Regions from separate parts of the Mus musculus genome. Here region 1 is linked to region 2. The links are chromatin loops, found by intact Hi-C in ENCODE. Cell type or tissue: gastrocnemius. All regions are shown on one strand. Each heading gives the region's core, and the rest is flanking DNA. Links, peaks and the distances in the headings are about the cores only.

Region 1 (2,903 bases), core at 245-2,744, 120 kb before region 2:
CACCACTGAACTGTGAGAGCTGCCCAGTCCAGTCATAGCCCCACTCAGGGTAGCTCAGTCATAGCCAGCTCTTCATTCATTCACAGCCGGATCTAATACTCTCTCCCAGGGACACCCTCACCCTTCCACTTCTGCGCCCCATGTTCAGGTGCCGTGGCCAGTGCGCAGGAGTGCGGTTGCCTTTACACGCAGGCGGCTGAGCTCCCTGAATTATTCACAGAATTATTCACAACCTGTAGGTTGTTTTAGAATTTCCTGTGGAACCCAACATGCCAATCACATCTGATAGAGGGTATTCTTTCGTCCTGTGTCCCTGTTGAGCCCCCCCCCCCATACTGTAGGAACAAAATACCACAGTTAAAGCAGGTTAATGCTGTTAGGAACCACAGCTAAGACTGTTCCCTCCACTACTGTGCTATTGTGAGTGTGTGTGTGTGTGTGTGTGTGTGGTTTCTTGTCCTAGGTTAAGGAGTTCCCTTTTCTAGTTTGTTCAAAGGGGTTTTCTCCTGTCCCCCTTCATTCTAATCATGAATGAGTGTAAAAATTATCAATTGTTTTCTGCATTAAGAAAAAATATTTTCTGTTGGGCAGTGGTGGCACACATCTCTTAATACCAGCACTGGGGAGGCAGAGGCAGGTGGATCTCTGAGTTTGAGACCAATCTGGTCTACAGAGTGAGTTCCAGGACAGCCAGAGCTACACAGAGAAACCCTGACTCAACCCCCCCCCCCAATATATATATATATATATATATATATATATATATATATGTGTGTGTGTGTGTGTGTGTGTGTGTGTGTGTGTCTCAGTTGTTAGACATCCTCAAATGAGAGGCTGTAGGTTCAGTCCCCAACACTGCCAACATCAGGTAGTTCAGGCACACAAGCCTGTAGTCCTAAATACTCCAGAGGTAGAAGCCAGAGGATCCAGATTTCAACCCCACACTGGGGCTCGGCTGATGCAAGGGCTACCAGAGCTACATTAGCCCCTCCTTCCGCCCAGCAAAAGGAAACGTGGGTTCGTCCTCCTATGTGGTGATGAGAAAGACATTTATAGATTTAGATGCTGCTAAGTCACCTTCACAGCTGTCCTAAGAGAAACCCAGAGATACTGATACATTTTTCCTTTCCACTGGGTTTTATTCTTCCCTTTCCAGACCTCCTCAAGGTCCCAGTGTTCTTTTGCTAAAGACCCTCAGCTCACTGGATTTCAACCTTTTTCTTTTCTTTTTCTTTTCTTTTCTTTTCTTTTCTTTTCTTTTCTTTTCTTTTCTCTTCTCTCTCTCTCTCTCTCTCTCTCTCTCTCTCTCTCTCTCTCTCTCTCTTTCTTTCTTTCTTTTTTAAGCTTATATTTAAGTCCATGGGTGTTTTGTCTGCATGCACCTGCACCATGTGTGTGCAGTACCCACCAGGGCCAGAAGAGGGCAGCAGATCCCTGAGACTGGAGGCACAGCCGGTTGTGAGATACCAGTGGGAACAGGAAAGCAGGTACTCTGGAAGATCAGCTCTAAATCCCTGCGTCAGCTTTCCAGCCCCCACTGTCTTGTTTTCTTCTAGCATCAGCAATGTGACTTCAACTCTATACTATGCTGCTACTATACCCTGCAGTTATTATTCCTAATTAAATTTCCGTATTTTGAGTGTGTATGTGTAAGCATGCATGCCCCCAGGAACATGTATGGATATCAAAGGAAGGCTCTTAGGAGTGCGCTTTATCCTTCCACTGTGTAGATCCTGAACTCATCCAGTTGGCAGCAAGTGCCGTCACCCACGGGGCTATCTTGCCTGATCTGCAAGACATCATATTTCCATTAACATTTTTCCTTCATTAAGATCCCTAAACATTTTTCTCGAACTTATGTCGTCTATAGGCATATTTTGAGTTTGTTCCATGAGGTGCATAGAAGAATATCTGGTGTACACTGTCTCTGTGTGCAGACCCCTGTGCTATTACATAGCTGCCCCCTGTTCCTGGAGTAACCATTTATCTACAGAGATTCTTGGATTTCTCTGGGAAGCCACTATGTCACATTGCATGAATTTCAATCTTTGTGCCTCTTACAAATGTCCCTCCTGTGGGTTATCTTTACGTCAGTGACAAGTTCCACCAGTCATCTGTGTCAGAGGCGACCGTGTGTCAGGTAGCTGTCATTAGACAGCCCTTGCAGAGGAACACCTGGGAGCTAGCTGGCCACAGATCCAGCTGTGCAGGCACAGGTAAGGATGGATTCTCATTTGCTTCCCACATCCTTTCTCCACAACACTTGGGCTCTATACACTAACACCTCACGCTCAGGGGGCTCTGCAGTCTGCACATTACTCTACCCTGATGACCTCTAAGGCACAGAGTGCATAACTTCTATGAGCAGCCAGGGACCCTGTGAGGTTCTGCGATGCCTCTTGGGCTCAAGCCGTTCTCCGGGATCCAATGTAACAGCCAACTGGGCTACCCAGCACCCAACAACCCTGCACTTAATCAGATCAACTAGAGCTTCCCTGGGCTGTCAAGAAGGCTCAGCAGGAAAGAGCACTGACTACTCTTCCGAAGGTCCTGAGTTCAAATCCCAGCAACCACATGGTGGCTTACAACCACCCGTAATGAGATCTGATGCCCTCTTCTGGTGCATCTGAAGTCAGCTACAGTGTACTTATTTATAATAATAAATAAATATTTGGGCCACAGCGAGCAGGGCCAACCAAAGCGAGCGGGGTTGACCGGAGCGAATAGAGGTCCTAAATTCAATTCCCAGCAACCACATGAGGTCTCACAACCATCTGTACAGCTACAGTGTACTCATATACATAAAATAAATAAATCTTTAAAAAATTATTTTATAAAAAACAAACAAAAAAATAGAGCTTCCCTGACTTCCACACCTCCTCCTCTTTCCTGCCTTGCTCTCT
Region 2 (2,903 bases), core at 274-2,773:
CTGCGCCCTCCAGCAGACGATAGCGCATGTTTGCGTTGGAAGGGGCATCCCCGTCGGTGGCACGGATGGTCAGAACCTCATAGCCCACCTCCAGGTTTTCTCGAATTCGCTCTCGATACTCAGACTGCTCAAAGACTGGGCTGTGGTCGTTAGTGTCACTGACAGTTACGGTGAGGTAGGTGGCAGCTGAGCGCCTCGGGGAGCCGTGGTCCACAGCACTAACTTTGAGTACATGAGTGTCCTTGGTCTCCCGGTCCAGGGAGCGGGCTGTGGTCACTGCACCCGTGGCGGCATCGATGAGGAAGTAGCCATTAGAGCGCTCATCGAACAGCGCCTCCATCTGGTAGCTAAGGCGTCCTGCATCGCCTTCGTCTGGGTCGTGCGCGCGCAGTTCGATGACCGCAGTGCCCGCAGGCTCATTCTCAGGCACTGACACCTGGTAGCTGGGCAGCGGGAACTGCGGGCTCGTGCTGCTGCCCGTGCCCCGCCTAGACCGTCGCACCACCCCCGCCCGAGGTTGGGACAGGTTAAGCAACGATGGCGACACCGAGGGCGACTCTGAGGGCGTCCCAGAGGTCGCCTCTATTACCAGCTCTACCCAAACGGCGCCTGCCGCGCGTCCCAGGGCGCACACCAGACGCAGCTCAGCTGAACCTCCTGGCCGCAGGCAAATGGGTCCGCGCCTGCAGCCGGTCCCGGCGACCGGCGGGCAGCTGCAGGCGGGGAAGTTGGTGATGGCCTCAAGCACCGAAGTCAGCGAGGCTGCGCCGCCGCCTGCGGCCGGGAAGCAGAGCGCATCTCCAAGTCCAGGAACTGAGCGGACGGCCGGAGAGCGCAGCTCTGCACCGCGGGCCGAGCGGCGCAACAGCCGGACCCCACAGCGGGCACCATAGGCGCGTGCCCTTAGTACCAAGCTCGGGGCCGTCGGGGCGCCGCGGGCGACCAGCCGGACCTGCAGCGGCAGCAGCCTCCCGGCCAAGCGGGCACAGCCCAGAGTCCCCGCGCCAAGCCCAAGCCTCCGACCGGCTGCTGGCCCCTCGCGGCTCACGTCCAGCAGCTCCCGAGGCGTGCGCGTGGTGTCCAACCTGTAGCTCCAGCCGGGTCCGAGAGCGAAGGCGCGGGCCCCGCCAGGCACCCGCAGCTCCCAAGCGGCTGCTCCCAACTCCAGGGCTGGCAGGGCGGCGGCGGCCAGCAACACCAGCGCGGGCAGCACGCGCGGCGATGACGGCGCCATGGCCCGGAGCCGCAGCCCGAGCCGGGCGCCGGAGCACAATCCATGCACCCGGCGCACCTCCGCATCCACCCGGCGCGGCCGGGGGGCGGCTCCCGCGCGCCCAGCGCCGGGCCCTCGGGGCGGCCCGCGCTCTGCCTCCCCGGGGGCCCTGGCGAGGACACCGGGGGCCGCGCGCCCGGCCTCCCGCTCAGCTTCCACTTCGAGAGCACTTTGCGAAAGTTTGCCAAGTTGGTTTCAAGATGGCTCCTCCGTGCGTCCCGGGAGGGCGCCGCGCATCAACCTGCAGCAGCGCCGGCTCCAGGCGGCTCCAGGTGGCCCCAGCACCGACTCTGCTGGGCGGGCGTGGGAAGCTGGGCGGGCCCGGGGCGGGGCGGGGGCTGCGATCACCACACCGCCCGCAGACCCTGGCGACGGATTGCTGGCTAGGCGGTGTGCTTTGCCAGCGCCCCCGCCACTCTCTCTCTCTCCCCGCCCCCGGCCCCGCCCCGCCCCCTCCCAGTGGCTCATTGTTCAGCCCTGGGAGGGGGAGGATGATGGGGAGGGAGCCAGCCAGGAGGTGCGCGCCCCGATGATCTCCATGGAGACGTGGGGGCGCGGCCCTAGCGGGGCCTGGCCTCCAGCCCCTTCCCTTTCGGTCTTGGCACCCAACATCCGCAGAGGACCGGGCCCTGGGAGCGTGGCGCTCAACTACTGCTCTAGAGTCCCGGGCCGCGGCTGCTAAAGAGTCCCTCGTACAGTTTCCTCTGGGCCGAGTGCTGTTCAATCCTCGCATTGCACCTGATAGTGCAGATCTATGAGTAAGCCACCCCTGGCGTCGAGAGAGTTAGATCTAGAGTTCCAAGATACAGAGGTGCTAGAAAACTTCGGTAGAGTCGTGGCGGTGGCAGGGGACTGGGAGACTGTTAGACTCCAGCCTCGCGGGAGCTCAAATGCTTAACTCCAAGGAGTTCCTTGGATTTTGAAATCTCATGGGCAGTTAACCGGATTCGGGTTCCACTTTGTTTAAAGTGCAACATTTAAATTGGAAAGAAAAATAATGTAGTTTGGAGGTGACAGTGGGAGGGGCCTTGTTCCCCAGAACATGCTGTGGGGCCTGAACATTGGTGGAGGAGACCGTCTGTCACCAAACCCCTAGTTACTGCCCATCAGGGGACAAGCAAACACTGAGGGGGCAGGATCCGTGAGAACCTGGGGAAAACCAGAAGGGGGCTGGAGAATCACTCTCGCCCTGCGTGAAAGGGTGGGGCGTGGCTTCAGAGCCGCAAGACCGAGCCTAGATTCCAAAGGAGCACACCTTAAAGGCGGTGCTTCCGAACTAGGGAGGGGAGAGGCGGACCTTTGCAACATTTTCCCCACCTCCTTGAAAGGGGCCCAAGCCCACTGCAGCCTCAGTCACGCATGGACACACTGGGCAGGCCTCTTGCCTTTGAAAGATTTCTCCTGGGATCAGTTGGAGGAGTGGGACCCTGAAGGCTGCTTGATCACCATCAGAGTTGGGTTTTCTAGGCAGTCAGGGCCCAGCAGGATGACAATAGGACAATAGGACACAGGGTCGCTTTAAAACCTGTGGGGGGGGGGAGTTGGGGGGGAGCTGGAAAGATGGCTCAGTGGTCAAGAGCACCGACTGCTCTTTCAGAGGTTCAATTCCCAGCAACTACATGGTGGTCAC

What was found. Peaks named below come from ENCODE experiments on the same cell type or tissue, not always from the same donor. Only the 100,000 strongest peaks of a DNase experiment are listed, where the experiment ranks them.
Region 1: a loop joins it to region 2, with 6 times the contacts of the local background. A loop is called at or near these places in 32 of 42 quality-filtered maps.

Annotation. Positions count from the first base shown.
Region 1 is chr15:85,912,378-85,915,280 of GRCm38, forward strand. All of the region lies in intron 24 of Celsr1 (cadherin, EGF LAG seven-pass G-type receptor 1), which reads right to left. Among named protein-coding and RNA genes, the nearest start is that of Trmu, 35 kb to the left of the region's middle. In gastrocnemius, for the core only: a CTCF peak has its summit at 1,421 (motif pointing right); a DNase peak (open chromatin) is centred at 1,420.
Region 2 is chr15:86,032,537-86,035,439 of GRCm38, forward strand. It overlaps Celsr1 (cadherin, EGF LAG seven-pass G-type receptor 1), which reads right to left and starts at 1,241. Exons shown (of 35, transcript NM_009886.2): 1 at 1-1,241. The coding sequence starts at 1,234. It overlaps Gm34764 (a long non-coding RNA gene), which reads left to right and starts at 1,717. Exons shown (of 3, transcript XR_384307.4): 1 at 1,717-2,031. In gastrocnemius, for the core only: a CTCF peak has its summit at 332; DNase peaks (open chromatin) are centred at 368, 889, 1,633 and 1,775; H3K4me3 peaks cover 1,987 bases.